Regions from separate parts of the Homo sapiens genome. Here region 2 is linked to region 1. The links are chromatin loops, found by intact Hi-C in ENCODE. Cell type or tissue: Caco-2. All regions are shown on one strand. Each heading gives the region's core, and the rest is flanking DNA. Links, peaks and the distances in the headings are about the cores only. Region 1 holds the start of LOC124907723 (a long non-coding RNA gene). Region 2 overlaps PXDN (peroxidasin).

Region 1 (7,236 bases), core at 1-4,000:
GTTTGTCTGCTGTGCCATCGTGAGATCGGGTGGCCGATGGCAGGGAGCTGCGGACTGCAGACCAGGAAACACCCAGAACTCGTGACATTTCATGACAACGTCCAGCTGGTGCTGTTACAGAAGGCAGTGCAGGAGGCTTCCAACCAGAGCATCTGCGGAGAAGGAGGCACAGCAGGTGCCTGAAGGGAAGCAGGCAGGAGTCCTAGCTTCACGTTAGACTTCTCAGGTTTTTATTTAATTCTTTTAAAATGAAAAATTGGTGCTACTATTAAATTGCACAGTTGAATCATTTAGGCGCCTAAATTGATTTTGCCTCCCAACACCATTTCTTTTTAAATAAAGCAGGATACCTCTATATGTCAGCCTTGCCTTGTTCAGATGCCAGGAGCCGGCAGACCTGTCACCCGCAGGTGGGGTGAGTCTTGGAGCTGCCAGAGGGGCTCACCGAAATCGGGGTTCCATCACAAGCTATGTTTAAAAAGAAAATTGGTGTTTGGCAAACGGAACAGAACCTTTGATGAGAGCGTTCACAGGGACACTGTCTGGGGGTGCAGTGCAAGCCCCCGGCCTCTTCCCTGGGAACCTCTGAACTCCTCCTTCCTCTGGGCTCTCTGTAACATTTCACCACACGTCAGCATCTAATCCCAAGACAAACATTCCCGCTGCTCGAAGCAGCTGTATAGCCTGTGACTCTCCGTGTGTCAGCTCCTTCCACACCTGATTAGAACATTCATAAGCCACATTTAGAAACAGGTTTGCTTTCAGCTGTCACTTGCACACATACTGCCTAGTTGTGAACCAAATGTGAAAAAACCTCCTTCATCCCATTGTGTATCTGATACCTGCCGAGGGCCAAGGGTGTGTGTTGACAACGCCGCTCCCAGCCGGCCCTGGTTGCGTCCACGTCCTGAACAAGAGCCGCTTCCGGATGGCTCTTCCCAAGGGAGGAGGAGCTCAAGTGTCGGGAACTGTCTAACTTCAGGTTGTGTGAGTGCGTTAAAAAAAAAAAAAAAAAAGAATCCCTATACCTCATTTGTATTTTTAAAATGCGTGATGTTTTATGAAATTGTGTCCATTTTTTAGGTATTAGATATGGCAGAAAAACCATTTCCACTATGCAAAGTTCTTTTAGACGTCAGTGAAAATCAACTCTCATACCTCATGGTCTCTCTTTAATTGACCAAAACCTTCCATTTTTCTCTAAATACAAAGCGATCTGTGTTCTGAGCAACCTTTCCCCGAACACACAGCTTCAGTGCAGCACGCTGACCTGAGTATCCACCATGTGCCAGGCACAGTGCTGGGCACACGAGGCACCAAGGTCCGGGCCACCTGCCCGCAGCAAGGCCCAGCTGAGGTGGTGGAGGGAGCCCCTGAGGTCAGGGGCCGTTTCGGTTCAGGGTGGCAGGTGTCCAGCACTGGGGTATGGCGTCGAGGCTTCCATGGGGTGGGGGAGGCCAGCTTCCTTCTGACAGGATGGGCGCATACAGTGCCTGGTGTGATTTGTGCACAACCCGTGTTCCAGGTGCACATCCTCCCAAGGAGACACCCAGACCCTTCCAGCACGGGCCGGCCAAGTTGCTGCGGCGGAGGCAGCATTTCAGCTGTGAGGAAGGTCATTGGATTCATGTGTTTTATCTGTAAAAATGGTTGTCTTAACTTCTTAACCTCATATTGGTAAGTGATTGATAAAAATTGGTTGGTGTTTCATGACATGTGGACTTCTTTTGAAATAGCAAGTCAAATGTAGTGACCAAATTGTGGAAGAGATTTCTGTCAAATAGGAAATGTGTAAGTTCGTCTAAAAGCTGATGGTTATGTAAGTTGCTCAGGCACTCAGATGACAGCAGATTCTGGGTTCTGGGAGTGTTCTGTGCCTCTTACATGCCCTGGAGGCCTCATGGTCTCAGTGCTGAGGCGGCACACCTGTAGCACACCTGCGTAATGTGCGGTCTGGGCCAGTCACAAGGAATTGTGTTGTCTAAGCCAAAGGGGGAAGCTGACTGTGATTTACCAAAAAAAATTCTGTAATTCAAACCAAAATGTCTGCGGAATCACCAGTTTGATACTCTCTGTAATCAGAACAGTGGGCAGTGCCTGGGTGAACGTGTCTAGCAGCCACTGTGCGGGATCGCTGTAACAGGAGTGGAATGTACATATTTATTTACTTTTCTAACTGCTCCAACAGCCAAATGCCTTTTTTATGACCATTGTATTCAGTTCATTACCAAAGAAATGTTTGCACTTTGTAATGATGCCTTTCAGTTCAAATAAATGGGTCACATTTTCAAATGGAGAATGGCTTTATTTTTTTTTACCTGAAACCAGTACATGAGGCTAAAACTTTTCCAGGTGAGATCAAAAGCCTGAGAAGGGAAGGAGGTAGGTCCAGGAAGAAGCCCCAGAACTGTCCTAGTCACTAATCATTTTGTGACTAAATGTGAAAAAATTACTAAAAATAAGGTATTAGATAAAGTTGACTTCCTTTTCCGAAGCAGCTGGGATGCTTTAACCCGACTGAATTTTGGCAGGTGGGAGTGAGCTCTTGGGAAAAACCTCTGGCAAATAAATGCCCTTGTCTCCTGGAATCTTTGTGCTGTGGAGAAGGACATTTCTTTGTCAGAGAGGAGTGTACAAGCAATTCACACACCGAGGTGTCTGAGATGGGCAGATGCTTTTCCAGAAGCAAGAGCGCAGGTCAGGAGGGCACAGTGCACGGAAGACAGACACTCCCTTTCCAGGCCTGAGCTATGTGTGGCTCTGGGGCCAGAAGTCGGGGATGACATGTGACAATTGCTGAGCCCCTCAGGCTGTGGTTGGGTGGGAGAGAGGATGCTGCTCTAAAGGAAACTGGAATGGATCTGAGGGCATCTTTATAGGGCCTGGAAAAAATACTACTCATCTATGTAAGGAGAAAAATGAAATATTAACGAAAATTAAATATTATGTTGTTAAAATTGCCAAATCATTTCAAAATTAGAATGATAAATTGAGCTGCTTTCATGGAATGTTTATGAACATGGGATGAACACTCCTCAATCAACAAAAGACAAATTAGGTGCTTTTCTGTCACGAGGGAATGAGTGCCATATACCAATTTTAATTTAAATGAAATGCCTAATGCAAAACTAGCAAAAGTTAACCATATGTATCTTGTTTTAATAATATGTAGAATGCATTGAAACATTCCTATTGCTTTTTGTTATTAACACTTAATACCTGTTTCTGGTGTGCAAAATTATATGTCAAATGACATAAATACAGGCATACCTGGGAGATATTGTGGCTTCAGTTCCAGACCACCGCAATCAGTGACTATCTCAATAAAGCAAGTCATACAATTTTTTTGGTTTCCCGGTGCGAATAAAAGCTGTGTTCACATTACACTATGGTCTATTACATGCACAAAAGCATTATGTCTAAAAAATGTACATACCTTAATTTAAAAATACTTTATGGCTAAAAATAGTGAACGATCATCTGAGCCTTCAGTGAGCTGTAATCTCTTTGCTGGTGGAGGGTCTTGTGTTGGTGTTAATGGCTGCTGACTGATTAGGGTGGTGGTTGTTGAAAGTTGGGGTGGCTGTGTCAATTTTGGAAAGTAAGACAAAATGAAGCTTAGCGCATTGGTTTAGCCTTACTTTCATGAAAGATTTATTTGTAGTAAGGGATGTTGTTTGATAGCATCTTACCCACAGAATTACTTATTTCAACATTGGAGTCAGTCCTCTCAAACCCTGCTGCTGCTTTATCACATAAACTTATGGAATATTCTAAATCCTATGTTGTCATTTCAACAGTGTTCACAATATCTTCACCAGGAGTAGAGTCCATCTCAAGAAACCACTCGCTTTGCTTATCCCCAAGAAGCAACTCCTCATCCATTCAAGATTGATCATGAGATTGCAGCAATTCAGTCCCATCTTCAGACTCCACTTCTAATTCTCTTGCTATTTCCACCACATCTGCAGTTACTGCCTCCACTGAAGTCTTAAACCCCTCAGCGTTATCCATGAGGGCAGGAATCAACTTTTTTAACAGGCACTTCTGTTAGTGTGTATATTTTGACCTGCTCCCATGGATCATAAATGTTTTAATAGCATCTAGAGTGGTGAATTCTTTCCAGAAGGTTTTCAGTTTACTTTGCCCCAATCCATTAGAAGAGTCACTGTCTATGGCAGCTACAGCCTAATGAAATGATTTCTTACTTGAAAGTCAAAATTATAACTTGATCCATGGGCTGCAGAATGGATGTTGTGTAAACATTCATCTCTTTGTACATCCCCATTAGAGCTCTTGCATGACCAAGTGCATTGTCAATGAGCAATAATATTTTGAAGATAATTGATTTTTTCTGAGCAGTAGTTCTCAAGAGTGGGCTTAAAATATTCAGTAAATTGTGCCATAAACATATGTGCTGTCATCCAGGCTTTGTTCCATTTATAAAGCATGGGCAGAGTTGATTTAGCATAATTCTTAAAGGTCTGAAGATTCTCAGAAGTAAATGAACATTGACTTCAACTTAAGGTCACCAGCTGCACCAGCCATGGCAAGAGAGTCACCCTGTCCTCTGAAGCTTTGAAGCCAGGCATTGACTTCTCCTCTCCAGCTATGAAAGTCCGGAATGCTTCTTCTTCCAATAGAAGGCTGTTTTGTCCACATGGAAAATCTGTTGTTTCATGTAGTCATCTTCATCAGTGATCTCAGAGCTTCTGGAGAACTTGCTGCAGCTTCTCCATCAGCACTTGCTGCTTCTCCTTGCACTTTCATGCTGTGGAGACGGCTTCTTTCCTTAAACCTCAGAATCAACCTCTGCTAGCTTCAGAGTCTATTTCTGCAGCTTCCTCACCACTCTCAGCTTTCACAGAATTGAATGGAATTAGGGCCTTACTCTGTGTTAGGCTTTGGCTTAAGGGAATGTTGTATCTGACTTACCTTGTATCCAGACCATTCAAACTTTCTCCATATCAGCCATAAGGCTGTCTCACTTATTATTTGTGTTTCATCATTAGTGTGTTCACTGGGGTAGCACTTTTAATTCCCTTCAAGAACTTTTTCTTGGCATTCACGACTTGGTTGTTTGGCACAAGAGACCTGGCTTTTGGCCAATTTCAGCTTTCGACATGCCTTCCTCACTAAGCTGAATCATGTTTAGCTTTTGATTTCAAGTGAGAGACATGTGACTCTTCCTTTCACTTGAACACTTAGGGTCATTGTAGGATTATTAATTGGTCTAATTTCAACATTATTGTGTCTCAAGGAATAGGGAAGTCTGAAGAGAGGGAGAATAACCCATTCGGGGCCCAAAGCAATTAATAGTAACATCAAAGATCATTGATCACAGATCACCGTAACAGATATCATGAAAAAGTTTGAAATATTGCAAGAATTACCAAAATGTGCCAGAGACACAAAGTAAGCACGTTACTACAAAAATGGCCCCATTGGATTTGCTCCACACAGGGTTGCCACAAACCTTTAATTTGTAAAAAAACAAAACAAAACAAAACAAAAAAAACCTGTATCTGTGGGCCGGGAATGGTGGCTCACGCCTGTAATCACAGCACTTTGGGAGGCCAAGGTGGGCGGATCACCAGAGGTCAGGAGTACGAGACCAGCCTGGCCAACGTGATGAAACCTCGTCTCTACTAAAAATACAAAAAATTACCCAGGTGTGGTGGCGGGTGCCTGTAGTCCCAGCTACTCCGGAGGATGAGGCAGGAGAATCGCTTGAACCCGGGGAGGCAGAGGTTGCAGTGAGCTGAGATTGCGCCACTGCACTCCAGCCTGGGCAACAAGAGCGAGACTCCAACTCAAAAAAAAAAAAAGAAAAAATGCAGTATCTGTGAAGTGCAATAAATCAAAGCATAAAATGAGTTGTGCCTGTGGTTTTTTGTTTGTCAAAGCATTCACCAAAAGATTCTTCCATGCGTTTAGTGAACTTCCCAAATGTTTTCTGACAAAAGTTTCCGGAAGGCATCTGATTGGCATCCACTGAGTTTCATGCAACAGTTTTTCTGGTGAAACCAATTTATCACCACCCACAATTCTAGTCATGACACTCTAGAATCTCGGAGATGGAATAGATGAGTGAGCAAAGTGTATTTGCAAAAGAGTCATCTATTCCTAAGCTATCACATGCTTTAAGTTTATCCAAGTCCCCACCATGTGACCAGTTGGGAGCCTCAGCTTGAACGGATTTAAGATTATCCTGTAATTACAGATGAGGAAAAATGGTCCTAGAAGGCTGGCCACATTGCACCAGGCCACCAAACAATATGAGAGCTCATCCAACATCAGCCCAGCCCCATGCGCTGTTGCACACAGTTGTGAGCATTGCACCTGCCCGATACCCCAGCCTGCCTGTATCCACCCCGGTTTGCACACCACTGTGAGGAAGCACGCCCCATCATGGCTCCTTAGCTCAGTCCTGCTGAGGGGTTGCCATTCCCAAGTTGTCCTTAATGTCCTAGTGGCTATAACAAAGGCACCAAACAGCCACTACAGTTTTGCTTTTCATGTATTCAGTGTTAAGCCTTTGTGCTTAAAGTCTTCCATTTTAGGTTTACTTTCATTTATATTTATGGTAACAAATATGCTCACATCCCAAACCTGGGGATATTGACAGTCAGTTAGCATGTTTGAATCTGGAAGATTCCTGAAACTCCAGTAATGACTGTTTTTAATGTTTGTGGGATTTGTTAAAAATAACTCGGTCTGTGTTCACCATCACAGTATCTGGGGTTTCTTTGTTCCAACTGTGGGGACTCCAGAGGGCGGAAGCCAAGGTTGAAAGCCTAACATCTCCATTGTCCTTCCCATTATGTCGTGAACGTGTCCCTAACTTAACAAAGTGATCCTTTTTCCATCATAACTCTGGATGTCACCCTTATGGTCTAGTACAATACCGCCAAGAAACCACAGTTTTCAGGAATCACTTTGCGGTTACTGGTTTGGTGCTGCGGAGGACGGAAGGAAACACTGTGTACTCCTTTATCAGTTGCAATGACTGTTCAGACATGGACAGTAAATTGGTGTGGCTTTTCTATTACCGTGGTTTGGGGAAGAGAAGGAATAGAAATCTTCAGATTTTCATTATTATTATTTTTTTCTGACCTTGAGCATAATCTTAAGTTATAGGAAAAATTTTATCTTCAATGTGTTTTATCAAAAACATACCTCCTTAATGATTATTAACCCACAATTAAAAGCCGTAAGTGGACCATCCTGGCTAAC
Region 2 (4,000 bases), core at 1-4,000, 54 kb before region 1:
GCTGGCCTAGAGCTGTGTTGTGAGGCAAGCTGGCTGAAGGCGAGTCATGTCCGAGATGGGTGGGCACAATGCGCATGGTTTTGTGGCTCTTTTTGGAATTGTGATACTTTGGTGTGGAAATTTTCATCCTCCATCAGGCTTGGCAAGTGTTTTCTGTGCAGGACCAGTCCTCTGTGAGCTGCGCAGTCTCTACTGGGACCACTCAGCTCGGCCACACAGCGCCAGCGCAGCCCCAGATGGTGCGGAGTGAGCGAGTGTGGGCGTGTTCCAGCAGAGCTTCATTTATGGACGCTGGCATTCCAAGTTCACATGTTAGGAAATAGGATTCTCCTATTGAGATTTTCCACCATTTTACACAAAGACAAGAGCCAGGCCAATTGTGTGGCTCTTCCAGTATGCCTCTGTTGCTTCTGTTTTCTAAGAATGGGATTCTAGGGGTGAGTTATTCAAGGTGCATTCGGTCTTCATATTGTCCACTCCCCAAATTATTTCTAGGTATTTTGGAGATGTATCAGTATCAGTTATAGAATCTTACAGCCAATGCATTATACATGCCTGTGGAAAATGGTTTTTATCTTCTTCAGGCTTTGAAGCAAATGTATTGTCAGCAATTCATTAGCCATAGTCTAAGGTCTGTGAGTTGCCTGAAAAACCCGTCGCAGTGGTTTGATCACCTTCAGTTGGCACCGGTTGCTTTTAGCCCCCTTGAGATCTGAGGGAAGGGAAGCCCTTGGGAGAGGCACTGTACTCACCGTGCAGATGGTTTGTTTGCATTCTAATACAGTCATTAATTGTAAAACTGTCTCCATGTGTCAATTTAATTCTTCTTTTCCGTCTGAAGTTTGACCTCCTGTCTGTGTGCTAATGCTCCCCAATGTTTCTTGTTTCAGCTATCTGTACAAGAATGAGATCCAGTCAATTGACAGGCAAGCATTTAAGGGACTTGCCTCTCTAGAGCAACTGTAAGTGCCCCTTCTCTTCGTGCTTTAGTTCTTGGATGCCGTCTGGCTGTTTTCCTCTTGTAGGGACCAGTGGAGTGAGCTAGCTGTTTGCATGATGCATGACTATGCTACCTGAGGTGCGGGGAGTACGTGCATGATGACGGAAAAACAGGGATGGGCGAGTCATTTGCCCTCCGCCCCGCCTTCCACCCAGCCAGCCCTCCACCCACCCCTCAGGACGTATCCCTGGTTTCCTTACGGCGGCACCAGGCCCTGGGCCATGCTTTCCTGACACCAAGGACAGTAATATCGATGGAATCCCTGTCACAACTTAGAGGAGAGACAGGCAGGCGCCCAAGTCCGATCAAGGCATCCTTCACAGGGGAAATATCCAGGGTGCCCGGGGAGGAGAGGGCTCTTTGCCTCGTTCACTGTTCCTCCTTATGACTGTGAACACATGAAGCTGAATTTCTTCAATTGTGGTGACATTATTTTGGAGAAAACCTTTCTTTCCCTTGTAGTTCTAGTTAGTGTATGCAGTGTGTCATGAAACGCTCTTAGTTTCTTTGGCCAACGTGAAGTCGTACTTTGCTGTGAAGTCAGCGTGTTGATTTTTCATTACAATGTCCTGGTAAAAAGGAGGATTTGTCCTGGTTTGTTTGCTCGGCCAGTCACCTTTCACTCGGCAAACTGAGCCCATTCCTGAGGAGCTGCAATTTGTCACGGTTTTAGGAATGTGGATGAAAGCAGCTGTTTGCTGTGACGCAGCGTGACGTCCTCCTGCCACAGCTGCTGATCCGTGGTCACGGGTCACTGGCTCACTGGACACAGCGATGTTGTCAGAGAGTTTGAGGCCAAGCGGTGCAGGGGGGAGACCACTCTGGGATTGTGCATCCTGAGGACCCACGGTGCTCATGTTTCCGAAAGTGTGTGTTGATTCAAGTGAGCGTGGACAGGGCGTGGGTAGATTTGGGAGGAGGTCTGTCTCTACAGAGAAGGACAGTGCAGCTCATTGCAGAAACACATGGACGTATCCAGGGAACACCCAGATGTAGGGAGAGCTTGCAAAGGAGCAAGTTCTCATATCCAACAAGCGTTTCACTCAGTGGGGGCGAGCAAATCTTCATAGCAAACAGTTCTTCCATCCTGAGTGGATCGGAAAATCCTCATCTGGCTTTGTGCTGGGTGAGTCCAGTGTTATTTTTAAGGAAGGAAAGGGCAAGTCAGGGGAGAAACGAGGCTGAATGAGGAAGGGCATCTGTGAATCACCAAGTAGATGTTTGCTGAAATTTTGGATGATGGGGAGGGCTTCTTGAGCTGGCCAGGCTGCCTTTAGCACCCAGGGTTAGGTGAGCTGGGGTCTCTGGTGCTGCAGCTTGGGTTCCATTCGTTAAACGCTGTACAGTGAGCCTGAGGGCAGCCCGAGCCCCGCCCTCGGGCAGGGAGCTGTTGGGGAGGGGATAAGCGAGTCCACCAGACCTCAGTGAGAGACTTGGGCAAAGGGCTGTATGTCCAGGGAGGGTGGCTTGTGCCTGACCCTGGCGAACTGCACCCCTTCCCCGGATCGGCTCTACAGCCCAGAGCTATTGAAAACATGCATTCCTGGTGACACTGGGAGACCGGAATGCAGGAATGCCCGGGAGCCCGGATGCAGTCCAGGGGGATCTGAGTGTCCCTGATCCAGAAAGAAGGCTCTTTGGGAAGCTGTGGACACAGGTCAGAAAACACACCTGGCCAGTCAGGAAACATGCGTTTGAATTCAATGATGACCTCAGTATACTTGGGGAGCCATTTCCTGTCTTTGGTCCTGTTTCCTCAATTGTTCAGGGAGGGGTGGAGGACACCCCAGGCTGCCTGGGGCCCCAGCCTCTCTAAGATCCTGTGCACCCTGGGCCGTCATTTCCCGTAGCACCTGTGCAGCAGGTGCCAAGTCCCACCCACTCAGCCGTCCCCCTGGCCAACCTGCATTGCAGTCTGGGTGGAGGGATTTTTACACCCATCGCTCTCCGTGGGGCTTGAAATACCCCCTTTCCTTCCCTCGGTCAGTACCTCCTCATCCTTCTGGGCTTTGCTTGGGGGACTCCACCCCTGCCTGCCTGCACTGAAGCCTCGCTGAGCAGCTCACAGCCACTGTGCCGTGGTGGTGCCTGGGTCTTACATCGGTCCCCAGCTGCCATGGGCTGTGAAAGGCCAAGGACCCCAGAAAACCACAGGCGCCCTGTCAGCACACTGCCTGGCAGAGACGAGGCTCCAGGGATTCTGTCGGGTTCGGCCTTCCTCGGGACCCGCGCGTCAGGTGCCCGCCCGTCATGCTCGCCCACGGCGGTTTTCCTTGTCTTCCTGCTCCAGTTTTTCCTTCCCTCACGTTTCCCATTCGTGCGCGGAGTGCTGAGCACAGACCTGTCCCGGGGCAAGGGGCAGGGATGGTCTGCGTTTGGGGGCCCTCCGGCTGCAGGTGTCCGCAGAGACTCAGTGTGGCCTGTGTGGGTGCTGCCTGGGGAGCTGGCCCCGGGACGGGGCGGGCCCTGGCAGCCGCACTCTGGTGCCCTGGTGGTGACGGTGATCTCAGGATGTCCACAGACCTGATTCTCAGGCGTGCGTTCTGAGGAGTCCTCCTTTCTGTGGAGTTATGAAGACCTGTGAACGCTGGCATGCTGCTTCTTTGCTCATTTTGGCCTCCTGAAGAAGTAGTCACTGAAAATGTGTGCTGGTTGCAGGGGACACCTGAGTGGGCAGGAGGGGTCTCCCAGCAGAGCACCCCAGGGAGAAGACTGACTTTGTGTTTGACTTAAGAGGAAAAAACCCACTTTTCAAAATGAGAAATTTCGTATTCAGGAAAAATTAGAAAGAATGAGTTATATCAAAAGGTATAAATTGTTGAAGTATGGTAAATGGAAAGAAATAGAAACACTGGGTATTCTGTACAATCAACGACACCCGAGGAAAGATGGTCTCTTATTTAATGCTTCAGGACTGATGGAGAAAGTTGTGTGACATTCTTTTTGTGTTTCCTTTGTGGTCTTGAAGGATATCTTTGTATCTGATAATATACTCTGTGT

What was found. Hi-C counts contacts between places; a loop is a spot of excess contacts. Peaks named below come from ENCODE experiments on the same cell type or tissue, not always from the same donor. Only the 100,000 strongest peaks of a DNase experiment are listed, where the experiment ranks them.
Region 2: a loop joins it to region 1, with 6 times the contacts of the local background. A loop is called at or near these places in 5 of 110 quality-filtered maps.

What each region holds. Positions count from the first base shown.
Region 1 is chr2:1,626,947-1,634,182 of GRCh38, reverse strand. PXDN (peroxidasin) reads left to right here. Exons shown (of 23, transcript NM_012293.3): 23 at 1-2,296. It overlaps LOC124907723 (a long non-coding RNA gene), which reads right to left and starts at 152. Exons shown (of 2, transcript XR_007086188.1): 1 at 1-152. In Caco-2, for the core only: no CTCF peak of the experiment used is centred there; DNase peaks (open chromatin) are centred at 642, 902 and 2,102; H3K4me3 peaks cover 279 bases.
Region 2 is chr2:1,684,594-1,688,593 of GRCh38, reverse strand. PXDN (peroxidasin) reads left to right here. Exons shown (of 23, transcript NM_012293.3): 4 at 891-962. Among named protein-coding and RNA genes, the nearest start is that of PXDN, 58 kb to the left of the region's middle. RefSeq lists enhancers at 1,214-1,728, 1,729-2,242. In Caco-2, for the core only: no CTCF peak of the experiment used is centred there; DNase peaks (open chromatin) are centred at 1,119, 1,753 and 2,523.